2 separate regions of the Homo sapiens genome follow, and region 2 is linked to region 1. The links are chromatin loops, found by intact Hi-C in ENCODE. Cell type or tissue: Calu3. All regions are shown on one strand. Each heading gives the region's core, and the rest is flanking DNA. Links, peaks and the distances in the headings are about the cores only.

The links. Peaks named below come from ENCODE experiments on the same cell type or tissue, not always from the same donor. Only the 100,000 strongest peaks of a DNase experiment are listed, where the experiment ranks them.
Region 2: a loop joins it to region 1, with 13 times the contacts of the local background. A loop is called at or near these places in 3 of 110 quality-filtered maps.

What each region holds. Positions count from the first base shown.
Region 1 is chr6:96,465,175-96,473,729 of GRCh38, reverse strand. The region is part of intron 1 of UFL1-AS1 (UFL1 antisense RNA 1); the gene reads left to right. Among named protein-coding and RNA genes, the nearest start is that of UFL1-AS1, 52 kb to the left of the region's middle. RefSeq lists an enhancer at 7,460-7,509. In Calu3, for the core only: no CTCF peak of the experiment used is centred there; no DNase peak of the experiment used is centred there.
Region 2 is chr6:96,392,210-96,397,209 of GRCh38, reverse strand. The region is part of intron 1 of UFL1-AS1 (UFL1 antisense RNA 1); the gene reads left to right. Among named protein-coding and RNA genes, the nearest start is that of UFL1-AS1, 130 kb to the left of the region's middle. In Calu3, for the core only: no CTCF peak of the experiment used is centred there; a DNase peak (open chromatin) is centred at 2,279.

The sequences.
Region 1 (8,555 bases), core at 1,977-6,976:
AACAAATGGAAAAGCATTTCATGGTCATGGATAGGAAGTATCAATATCACGAAAATGGCCATACTGCCCAAAGTTATTTATAGATTCAATGCTATCCCCATCAAGCTACCACTGACTTTCTTTGCAGAATTAGAAAAAAATTAAGTTTCTTATGGAACCAAAAAAAGCCTATACAGCCAAGACAATCCTAAGCAAAAAGAACAAAAATGGAGGCATCATGCTACCTGACTTTGAGCTATACTACAAGGCTACAGTAACCAAAATAGCATGGTACTGGTACCCAAACAGATATATAGACCAATGGAACAGAACAGAGGCCTCAGAAATAACACCACACATCTACAACCATCTGATCTTTGACAAGCCTGACAAAAATAAGCAATAGGGAAAGGATTACCTATTTAATAAATGGTGTTGGGAAAACTGGCTAGCCATATGCACAAAACTGAAACTAGACCTGCTCCTTACATCTTCTACAAAAATTAACTCAAGATGGATTAAAGACTTAAAGGTAAGACTTAAAACCATAAAAACCCTAGAAGAAAACCTAGGCAATACCACTGAAGACATAGGCATGGGCAAAGACTTCATGACTAAAACACCAAAAGCAACGGCAACAAAAGCCAAAATTGACAAATGGGATCTAATTAAACTAAAGAGCTTCTGCACAGCAAAAGAAACTATCATCAGAGTCAACAGGCAACCTATAAAATGGGAGAAAATTTTTGCAATCTATCCATCTGACAAAGGGCTAATATCCAGAATCTACAAGAAACTTAAATAAATTTACAAGAAAAAAAAAACAACCCCATCAAAAAATGAGCAAAGGACATTAATAGACACTTCTCCAAAGAAGACATTTATGCAGCCAACAAATATATGAAAAAATGCTCATCATCACTGGTCATTAAAGAAATGCAAACCAAAACCACAATGAGATACCATCTCACGCCAGTTAGAATGGCGATCATTAAAAAGTCAGGAAACAACAGGTGCTGGAGAGGATGTGGAGAAATAGGACCACTTTTACACTGTTGGTGGGAGTGTAAATTAGTTCAACCATTGTTGAAGACAGTGTGGCGATTCCTCAAGGATCTAGATCCAGAAATACCATTTGACCCAGCAATCCCATTCCTGGGTATATACCCAAAGGATTATAAATCATTCTACTATAAAGACACATACACACATATGTTTATTGCAGCACTGTTTACAATAGCAACGACTTGGCACCAAGCCAAATGCCCATCATTGATAGACTGGATAAAGAAAATGTGGCACATACACACCATAGAATACTAAGCAGCCTTAAAAAAGGTTGAGTTCATGTCCTTTGCAGGGACATGGATGAAGCTGGAAACCATCATTCTCAGCAAACTAACACAGGAACAGAAAACCAAACACCACATGTTCTCACTCATGAGTGGGAGTTGAACAATGAGAACACATGGACACAGGGAGGGGAACATCATACTAGGGGGCCTATCCAGGGGAAGGGGGATTGGGGAGGGATAGCATTAGGAGAAATACCTAATGTAGATGATGAGTTGATGGGTGCAGCAAACCACCATGGCATGTGTATACATATATAACAAACCTGCATGTTCTGCACATGTATCCCAGAACTTAAAGTATAATAAAACAAACAAAAAACAAGTATCAAAAGCACCTTTCTTCTAGATTTCTTGATAACAGCTTATTTTTTTTTAATAAAATGCTGGGGATTGGTTTGAGGCCTGAATTGAAAAGGAATTGGAGGAGATATTTTAATATGAAAAAAACTTTAGAGAAAACTTTATTCCTTTGAGCTTTTTTTTGATTGTGTATAATCTGCTCCTATGATGTTAGTGGGCACGATAGTCAACAAAATTTCCTATTAATTCTATTCTGCCTGGCTTATGTCATCTTGGTATATTGAGAAAGCCGTATGTATCAAAGGTGTTCCTAGATGCAGTATGAAACTGGACTTTGCAATTTGATGACAAAATGATGCTACATTTTAGATCATTTCAGGGGAAAAACTGGTCATACTTAGATGGGGTACCGTTTATTGTACTATTATGAATGAAAATACTAGGAATCCATTGAATTCTGATTTCTTTCACTTTTAGCATTTATGTATTGTTTTGTATCACACATGTTCTTACCTATTATAACTATTATGATTTTGATGAATAAAGAGATTATCTAATATTGCAAACCCAGTACAATTTAGGTATGTTATTTACGGTTAAATTACTGACTGTTAAATGAATGAGTCATTGAATGCTACAAAGTAATTCTGTATACAGAACAAAATTCAGCATTTTTTAAGGCATAGCTCTTGTATTATTTTCCTGCTCTTATATAGATCATAACTTTAGAGGAAGCACTAAAACCAATGAGGGAAAATTCCTTTACAAAAAGTCTCCCACTTGTTAGAATCTGAACAAATCCTTGACCAGAGGATTCTCACCACAGATAAATTCTAGAATCATTACTTTGGACTCAACTTTAAGGAGCGTGGAGTGGATAGAATAGGTTCTATTCTATCCTCTGTCCTCTCTCTGTTTGGAGGTTTCACACGAGGCAAATTTTAATTTCCGTGAAATGGAATCTTCTGACTTCAACATATGATGTAGGTATATGAAATTATTTGCATGCTGACATTTGTCTCTTTCAATGGTTCAGAGATGTTTTACTTTGACATGACTCTATTTCTTCTTGTTTTCACGTGTGTGTGTGTGTGTGTGTGTATGTGTATGTATGTGTATGTGTATGTGTATGTGTGTGTGTATGTGTATGTATGTGTATGTGTATGTGTATGTGTATGTATATGTGTATGTGTGTGTGTTGAGGGGAGACCGGGTTTCTATCTCAGAAATTATTTGCTGTGCTTTCTTATTTTTCCCTTTATTTCAGTTTCACATGGTTTATGAATCCTTTACTCACACATTTTCTTTACCCATTTGAAGTAGAATATCAATAAAAAGCATTCAAAAGAATTACTAACAAAAGGCATTATAAAATAATTTTAAAAATTCAATTCAGTATGGAGTTTGCAGAAAAAATGAGAATCTGATTTATATTCTCCTTAAAAGAATCAACTACTCTCGAATTTGACAGTAGCAGAGCAAAACCATGATAAGATACAGAGAAAAAAAAATTAAAGGGAACTTTTCATTACTTCCAGTTTTCTTATCCTTGATCCAGCCTTCCAGAACAAATGTAATGCAATATTATCTTTTTGGTGTGGTCATGTTTCTTCCTAATTGAAATCTACAATTGTATTATGGTTGCATTTAGATAGATTTAATCAAATCCTACCCGGCTTTCAACATTGAGATCCAAGTTTATATCTCAAGCCCATTATGTACTGTATGAGAGTCCATCCACTAAATAAATGGATTATAGTGATCATGACACTTTTCTTTTTAAAAACAGAATATCAGATCTTCTATTGTTGACACTTCTTGAAGATAATTGGGAAACTGGGTTGCTACTTGGTCCACTGTGTAATGAAAGGCAAGGTGACTTATTCTCCACAGACTTGCAGGTTTCCAAGTATTTGTTGGACTGTAGCCACCAGGGGTAGAATTTTTAATATATTTTTTTCCTAAATGTAACATTTTCTATCAAATGAGCTAAATTATCTCTAATATCTTCATGATTATCTTATTCCATTCCATTACAGACTGGACAATTGTAGGTGGCTGTGAAACGACTTTGCCCTTTTGTCAGTAGCTGAATGAAAATTAGACCAGACTAAAGAGACAGGCTGGTGGGTGTAAACATTCAAAAACAAAAATTGCTTAAAAAGAATCAAAGGTAGTAACGATTTTCAAAGGCTGCAATTCAGCAAGAGAGATTTGAAGTCTGGAAAGGATGCAGTGGTCATATAGTAATGGAAAGTGTAGAAAACTTCAATATATTCATGGTTGGATTTTTCTTCCTTGTGAATAATGGATAGTGTTAGCAAAATATTCTTTCTTGTGTAATGGAAATAACAATTGTCTTCAATTCTTCTTCCAATTTTTATAAAATTTCAAATAGTAGCCAAATAACTAGCTATTTATGCCTCATCCTTCACCATGTAGTTTTAATCCCTGGACATAAAAATATGGTTTACCCAAAGGTGTACGGACAGGAAGAGATTCATATAGTATAGAGACACAGAAAGCCTGTAGATTAGGCTCTAGGTTTTGCATGCACCATCTGGTCTCTGTTCTCTTGAAGATGTGTATGGTTTATCAGGGTTCAGCAGGTGGAACCTCACCACCTGGGTGTGGACTGTGAGCCAGAAGATAAGATGTTCTCAACACCATAAATTTCCATTCTGCTCTGAGGGAGGGATGATTCCACATTAAAACAACAATAGTATATTGCCTGTGATGGACATTTCGTTTAGAAATATTAATTATAATGAGAATTATTTATTTCTGCTCTGAATTATTTTTACTTTTTTTGCTTGATAGTATTTGTTTTATACAAAATAGGTACATAATCCATTTATATTACAAAATTTTACAGTGACATTTAGAATGCCTATCCAAGTTCTATTTTAGTGGTCTTTCATGATCACTGTTGTAGTTATCTTTATGAATTTGTAGTCTCTAGGTGGCAGCATTTCAAGTCTTTAAAATACGTATTTTAAAGTATACCAAAAACGAGGTGTTTCTGAATGTGGCTAGTGATGTTTTGGGGAAGTGTGGCAAGAATGCCTAATTTGCTGAGAAAAATCAAGGACTGGTTGAATTTTCAGGACACATTTGTCATTAATTAAAATGAAATTGACAGGAAACCAACTGACTGCCCACAAATAAAAGAAGTTTGTGTTTTTGTTCACAGCTGGGGTTTCCAAGGATTGACAGTGTGAGTCTCCATACACCATACTCTCTAGAGTGCTGGGGGAAAGAAAACCTCCTCCAGTCATTTTTCTCAGAGTGTGTGAGTTCAAAGAGAATTCTCTGCTGCAGTGGTCTGTGTGGCTTCCTAAACAGGGACATGGCCCTGGGCTGCATGCCCAGAACAATACAAGATTGGCTGCCTGTCATTACAAGAAACATTTATTGACTGCTTATTATATGCCAGCTACAGTCTACTGACTTTACATGAACTTACGGATTTATTCTTCACGATAATCTTAACAAGTAGCCACTGCTATTCTTCATTTTGCAAATGAAATACTGAGGCTCAGAGACTGCCCAAGGTAACACAGCTGGCAAGTGGCAGCACTGGGATTTAAACTCAGCCAGGCTTACTCCACAGATTTTTTTCTTATCTACCGTGCTATACTGTAGAGTCCAAGCCAGGGAAAAGGCCTAGATTGAGAGAGCAAAGTACAGCAGCAGCTATAGTGTGGCTTTCTTGGGCTTAGGAGAGAAACATCTTTATGTTCAAGGTTTTACAAAGAATTCTTCTGAAGACTTTGAGTCTACTTTCTGACCTGACACTTCAATTCAGCTCAGCACACATTAATCGAGTGCCTCTTATGATCTAGGAATCATGCAAGGCACGAAGCACAGAAAGACAGGTAAGGTACAGATAAGACTTTACCCTAAATCTTAGAAAGATGCTCTTTACTTTACAAATGTCCTTAGATGACAATTCTTTGCCAACATTCTTGAAGCAGCAAAATGATACAGTGAAAATACAGAGCTCCAAATGCATGCTTGTTCTGTACTAGAGGTTAGACTTCCTTTTTGATCCCCTCTCAAGTCATTCAGTGAATTACAACAGATGCCAATATCAGATGAATCTGATTCATAGTGTCTTCTCTGGCTATCTGCAGCAGGCTATGTTTGTTGGAAACTGCTTATTACCCTGCTGGCTTACTGATGAGCTTCTCAGACCACAAATATGCAATAACTTTAATGAAAGAAAAAAAGTAAACTTACTTCTTCCATTCCTGTATTTTAGATTATTTTTGACTCCTGACCTGTTCTCTAAAATAGCAAATACCATATAGAAAAAGCTATCAGCTGATAAATAGTTTTGCAAAAAAAAGACATAGCAAAACTGCATCCCTAACAATGAAGGCATCATCTGAAATGATATTTACTATCAAATTTCATAAATTACATGTAACAAATAAATGAAAACCTCACACTTTAACTGTTTAGCAGAAATTGCAACTTGATTCTATGATTATTTTTTACTAATGACTAGGAGCAATTAATTAGGGAGCTCGGAAATTAGAAATGTGAGAAGAATATGTTTGCACTTAAACAATTTGTTCATAAAATGGACTTTAAAAAATTTATTATTTCCATGTCTCTAAAACCCATAGCTAAATAGTAACCTTTCTGGAAGAGATTGTTTGGGGCCATGCCATTGGGGGAAACCCAAGCACTTCATAATAATAATAACAACCATTGAATTAATATTCAATCAAGCTGTATACTAAGCTCATGCACCATCTCATTCAATCCTCCCAAACATCTGTCTTACAGAGAAGGAACTGAGGCTCAGAGAGGTTACCTTTCCAAGGTCACATAGCTGGTTGTGATAGAGTCACCAACCTGGGAGGCTTGTCTAACAAACCTATGCTCATGCCTACCTTCCCATCTCTCCGACAAAATCATTTTACAATTACTCGTTGACTGTACTTAGTACCCATTCATTCAGTATATTGGAACTATAAGCCTTTACTGACTCCGTGAATTTTTGTGGATTTATTGTGGGAAATAAATTTATTTCCCAATTATATACTCTCACTGTTCCAGATGCTTTTTCCTTTCATGACTTGTCACAGTTGTCATTTTGCAATCATTTGTATGGTGATTTCATTAGTGTCAGTATTAGCTATTTATTGGTATAGCAAATTACTCCAAAACTTTGTGGCTTAAAGCCATAATTACTTATTTTCTCTCATGGCTTCTATGGGTCAGGAATTCAGACAGGGCATGCAGGGATGCCTTGCTTCTACTCCATGATGACTGAATCCTCAGCTGGGGCTGGAATCATCTAGAGGCTTGCTCACCCAAGTGTCTGGCAGTTGATGCTGCCTGTCAGCTAGGTGTCTAGCAGAAGCTTTGGTTGGAACATCTATACATAGCCTCAGCATCAGTCCTGGGCTTTCTCACATAATGGCTGTATCCAAAGGCAGGTACCCAAGACAGAGGGAGAGCACCAATGAAGAAACTGCATTACTTGTTTGTGAGAGGGAGGAATGGGATAATTTTATTGAGGTATAATTTACATACCATATAATTCACTTATTTTAAGTGTAACATACAATTCAATGTTCCCACTTGTGCCAGATATGGTTTTATTTACACAATTTGGGTAAGCTGGTGCACATGTTTCTTGCAGCTATTTTCTTTCCTGTTGGAAGGGCTGTTGACTCATCTGTAGATTTTCTATTGCGTGGTTGTCACATTTTTTAATCTTTCATTTGTGGTTTCTCACTCTTAACTCTGTCTTGTCTTAACACAGAGATTCTGCATTTTTTGCTTGCTCTTAGGTGCTTACTTTCATCCGTGGCCATGTCTTGGCCTCTGGCTTTTGGGTATTTTTCTGTTTTTAATACCAGCCCCACATTGAAACTATTATTTTTATTTGATCTCTGGCTTCTGATCATTTTTGGGTATAGCACACTCCCTTCCTTGTTTGGCACTCTATGTGCTAGCCTTTTTCCCTTTCATTCTTTGCTTTCATTCCTGCCTGCATTATAGCTCAAGGTCTTAGAGTTTGTTCTTAAGTAGAGTATATAGGAAAATAAAAGCATAGATATTTTTCAAGATTTGTACCATTAGCATTCATGTGAATGGACACATAATTAAATAAATATCTACTCATGTTAGGATTAATGATAAAGTGAAGATAATTAGGTATTCTTGAGGTATTCCACAAGTCACTTTGACATCTCTGACGATGGGGTAGCTTATTTGAAATGGGGTCCTTGATTGGAGAAAAAGTATTTTGGGTTCCTGGGCACCATTCTCCCACACACACATATTCTGTATGTTTGTCAAGAACTTTCTTTACACATGTGACTAACCCAAAAGTAGTCATGCAAAATAACTAATAAATGTGGCTTCTGTTGTTGTCAGGCAAGGAATTTCAGCTGTAGACCCTATTGACTCATGGCTCTAAACAATTCCTCCCACTTCATTGCAAACGAAACTCTGAATTCTGATTTTGTTCAGGTGTATGACTGAAATGTGAGCAGGAAAGGTGGAGTTAAACTCACACTCCCTAGCTCTAGGCAATAAACAATGAAGTGAAAGCCTACACTCCTCCTTCACCCCTTGGGAGATGTGACATGGTGGCAAGAGCTTGGAGGTGCTGCAGCTATTTTGTGACCACGAGGGGGAACCAACAAAGTAGCAGGGAAGCCAACCTAGAGCTCTGACTTATTTTTTTCTTTTGAGATGAAACTTTGCTTTTTTTCTCTGCCTGATCTCAAACTCTTGGGCTCAAGCAATCCTTCTGCCTCAGCCTCCTGAACAGCTAAAGTAACCAACTCTGAAACTTCTTCTCCAAGGAGTCTTGGTAAGTGAGACACTAAAGTGTTATTAATGTTTAAGCCACTTTCACTCACATATTTTGTTACTTGAAGCAGAAGGGCTCCT
Region 2 (5,000 bases), core at 1-5,000, 75 kb after region 1:
ATTTGTTCATTTTGTCAAGCTAGACCACACAAAAGGAAGTTTCAGAATTGATAAGCTACAAAAACATACCTAATAACTAGAATTTAATATTTGTTAAAGTTTTATTTTTGAGATAAAATGCACATAAGTTAAAATGTACAGATCATAAGGATACAATTCAATGAGATCTGAAAAATGCACATACCCATGTAGCTCTTCCCTAACAAGTTAGAGAATGTATCCTTTACCAGAAAGTTTTCTAATTTCCCTTCTTAGAAATAAGAAAACTCTTCAAAACCCTAAGGAAACTACTCTTCTGATTTTTTTCACCTTACATTTGTTTTGCCTATTTAAGAACTTTATGTAACTGGAATCATGTGACACACACACACACACACACACACCATGTTTTTTTCCTCTGTCTCTTTCATGAGTATGTTTGAGATTCATATGTTGTTGCATGTATCAGTAATTTGTGCCTTTTAATGACTTAGCAGTATTCCATTGTATGAAATGTCAGTTTATTTATTCCTTGTCTTAATGATGGTTGATTAGGTTGTTTCCAATGTTAGGCTATTGTGCATAAAGCTGCTGTGAACATTTGTGTAAAAGTCTTTGTGTGAACAAATATTTTCATTTATCTCTGGGTAAATACCTAGGAGTAGAATTGCTGGGTAATATGGTAAGTGTGTGTTAACTTTATATAGAACTGCCAAACTGTTTTCCATAGTGGCTATATCACAACATTCCCATCACAACATTATAAGAGTTCCAATTCCTCTACATCCTCACTAACATTTGGTATGGCTAGTCTTTTTAATTTTAGCCATTTTAGCGAATGTGTAGTGGTAGCTCACTGTGGTTTTCACTTGAATTTTCCTAACAACTAGTGATGTTGAGCACTTTTTCATATGTTTAATAAATATTTTTCTTTATGATTTGTTTGTCTCATCAATTACTAACTTAGTGAATACTTTTTAAAACTTATGAATGGGCCTGGCATGGTGGCTCATGCCTATAATCCCAGTACTTTGAGAGACCAAAGTGGAAGGATAGCTTGAGGCCAGAAGTTTGAGACCAGCCTAGACAAGATAGTGAGACTCTATGTCTACAAAGAAAACAACAAGAATTTGGTCAAGCATGGTGGTGGCTGTCTTTGGTCCCTAGCTACTCAGGAGGATGAGGATCCCTTGAGCCTGTAATTTGAGGATGCAGTCAGCTGTGATTGGCCACTACACTGTAGCCTGGAAAAAGGAGCAAGGCCTCTTAATAAAAGTCTCTTAAAAAAAAGAATTATGAAGGTTGTTGACTTTTGTAAAATAATTTCTGCATCTACGAGATGATTTTGTCCCATTTTATGTTCAGTTAATATGATGAATTATATTAATGAATATTTTCTACAAACCAGTTTTGGGGCCTTTAAAATTATCCACATTGTTTGCTTTCTATTTTATAGTCCTCACCTCTTACTTTTTAAATTTTCTTTGCTCTACTAATTAGCTCTTTTATGGGATTCCTGAAATGGAAACAAGTTTATGGTTTTAAATTATTCTTATTTTCTAGTATTACAATTTGAAATTATAAAACTCCATCTAACTCCTGCTTTACTTACATCCCATAAATATTGATATGTTGTAAATCTGTTGCTATTCATTAGAAATAATGTCAAATTTGTAGTCATCAAATCTTTTACCCATCAAGTCAAACTATGTTGGCAACTGTAATTCATTGCTTATGTGTAAGGCTCTTAGTATATGTTTTCATGACCTGTCTTGGTCACAGTTATCAAAATGACAAAACAGAAATTTTACCTGATCCCTCAGTCCATTATTCCAAATTAATTAATGATAACTTTGTGTGTGGTTCATATTTGAAGTTGATTCTACAAATTCATTATCAATAGAATGTATACCCCCTCTGCAAACTCCACTAATGAATAGAGTTATCACTCTTTTCACATGTGTATTGCCAGATAGAGGTGGGGAGTGGTAGAAATATGCCTTTTTTATGGCTGTCAATCTTCCAAACTCCTTTTGTATTTTAAGAAATACTCCACTCCTAGAATCTTGTTGGAATCCAGAACCCCAGCTCCTAGTATACAAGCCAAAAGAGGATGAACTTTCCTTCCTCCAGGCCATGGCATTCGAGGTGTATGGGCAGGTGATATTGGCTCAGCAGATCGAATGCTTCTGCAAGAGATGTTAATTTGGGTTATGAATATAAAGCTAAAGCGACAATTTCAAATTTAGTCCAGGTTGTAGTGGACAACAGTGAATGCAATGACATCTAGTGGTTTCTGCAGTAATGCACAGTGGCAGTGGTGTCTTACAGTGCTGTGGTCAGTGGAATTAATGGCTGCTATGACCAGATTGATCTTGCAAAGTAACCTCACTTGAGGCTCTGATCCTTTTCTGCCTGTCTTTGCTTGGTTCCTGCCTGTTTGGGAAGCCTGACCTCCAATTTTCCTGAACAACTTTGAGTAGTCCTACATCCCTATAGTAAAACTCATTTCTGCTTAAATTAACCAGAATTGATTTCTTTTCTTTTAAACCAGGAACCTGATTTCTCTTCTTTGTAACAGTAACCCTAATAGTTACAAGATCAGTTACAAGGTCATAGGGACAGTTTGAGACCAATAAATGGAATTGTCAGTAAATGAAAAGATAATGTATCTCTCAGTCTCTTAACTAGGTAGCAATAGCACCAACTTTTTAATCAACTTGAAGCAGTAATCCAGGCGAGTACATCTGAGAATGGTCTAGAGTTTATTCTATTCTTAGGCACAGAATGATTAAATTTACATATGATTGCAAATGGTATGTGGTGGTATATGACTAAAGATATATTCAAATCCTTTTATACAAATTACCAATTTTCATTAGTAACATTACAGGTAGAAAAATTTTATTTCTTTCATAGGATGATATAATATTACACACATACTAAAAATTCCATCAGAGGCTGGGCGCGGTGACTCACGCCTGTAATCCCAGCACTTTGGGAGGCTGAGGGGGGTGGATCACCTGAGATCAGGAGTTTGAGACCAGCCTGGCCAACATGGCGAAACCCTGTCTCTACTAAAAATACAAAAAATTAGCCGGGTGTGGTGGCACGTGCCTGTAATCCCAGCTACTTGGGAGGCTGAGGCAAGAGAATCGCTTGAACCCGGGAGGCGGAGGTTGCAGTGAGCTGAGATCGCACCACTGCTCTCCAGCCTGGGTAACAGAGCGAGACTCTGTCTCAAAAAAAAAAAAAAAAAACCATCAGAAAATAATACTACACATTAAGAAAATATGTATATGGTTTTAAGGCAAAAATGACTCTGTTTTTTTTTAATCAACTCTCTGTGTACTATAGCTAATATAGCCAAAACATTACCCTCTTCCTCTAGTTACCAAAACGTAACTTGGCTGTGGGCTAACGGTAAGAGCTAACATTTGCTTTACTACTTGTATTTCCACATAATTTAGAATATTTTTTATTAACATTAATCACTTCTTTAACTTTTTTAGCACATTAAATATTAAGATGTAGCATTAGAATGGAAGGCTGCTTGAGCACAGGAATAGAGAGAGACACGGGTGTTGGGAAAAGCCACTAGGCACACATAACATTAAATGCTGCTCATTTTTTCTGCAGCGCTGTAGCTAGTCTCCTAAAGTCCATCTCCCAGAAAATAAGACAACTTTAAAACTTTTCAACCAGTATTAACTTAGAAGCTGATGTGCACATACTGATGCTGTTTCACACAGAATTGACCCAGATGTGGAATCAAGATCACAGCCTTGGTGGAGGAAGGGGGGCAGAAATCAGTGCTTTCAGAAAGCTCCCTAGGTAATTCTAATGTGTAGACCAGATTAAGAACCTGTGGGCTAACCCATAGCCTCAGGGGCTCACCTTCTATCTTAAATTTCTTTTCCCTAAAGGAGTTATGGTGCCAGGCTTTTAACGTAAAAGAAAATAAATTATCTTCCAGTATAATTTTGTAAATGAAGACTTCCCAAAAAATCCCATTCAATAATAGCTTATTGTGGAAACACTGGACAATTGTATAGTTACTAACAATAATAGAAGACTCCCTTGGAGAAGTCATGTGGAGAATGAAAAACATATTTACTCTTCAACTTTGGAGGTGGAGTAGGGCGATGGATAAAATATGTGTGTGTATATTTGTATATGTATATCCATTATTCATATTTCAGTAAAATACAACAGAATAAAAGAATGAGGTCAACAAAGTCCTATAGAAAGGAGTAAAAATAATTGTACTTACTGGTAGTGAATAAAACTGAAATAAATTTATATAATTTGTATAACCTGAAAAGTTTGAACATGACACATTTTTTGTTTTATATTTAGAATCTTATCTGAAGGAAAGTTCCAAAAGAACACTAAATATGTTAGATCTATGTCACCCAAATTAGAACTCAAAATTAATGCTGTGCTGAGTGACAGTGCAAGGACCGGAATCTGCCACTGTAAATGCTGACTTCAGTGCTTTGTTTCTGACTACTATGCAGCTATCTGCCCAATTTCCATGCACATTTTACTGTTTGACCTTGAAAGAGCCAGACTAATTGGGAATTACTCATTAAGGATCCATTTAAAAACTGTGTATTTTCTAGCAAAGGCTAAAATTTACACAAAGATGTATATTGCAATACTTTGCATTTTAGGAGTGGGCTGTACAAATTCTTTTGGACAACCCTCACCATTTTTTATACGAAATCCCTTCTAGGTACTGTTTACATTTCCACTAAAATAGCCAGGTAAAATTTCCAGAATAACTTCAATCCCCAGATACTTATGTAAAAACAGACTATTTTCATAGTCATTCCTTTTCAAATTCTCTTTTCCTCATGAAAACACTTTATTAGTCCTTGTATTATCAGAAAGCAAACCTAATTTAAAAATAATGGGGAGATGTAAGCAATGTCCCTAGTCTTCAGAATTTATCAATATGGAGCAAAAGATTTAAAGTGATTTCTTTTCCCCTCTATACAACGTCAGAATACCAAGCC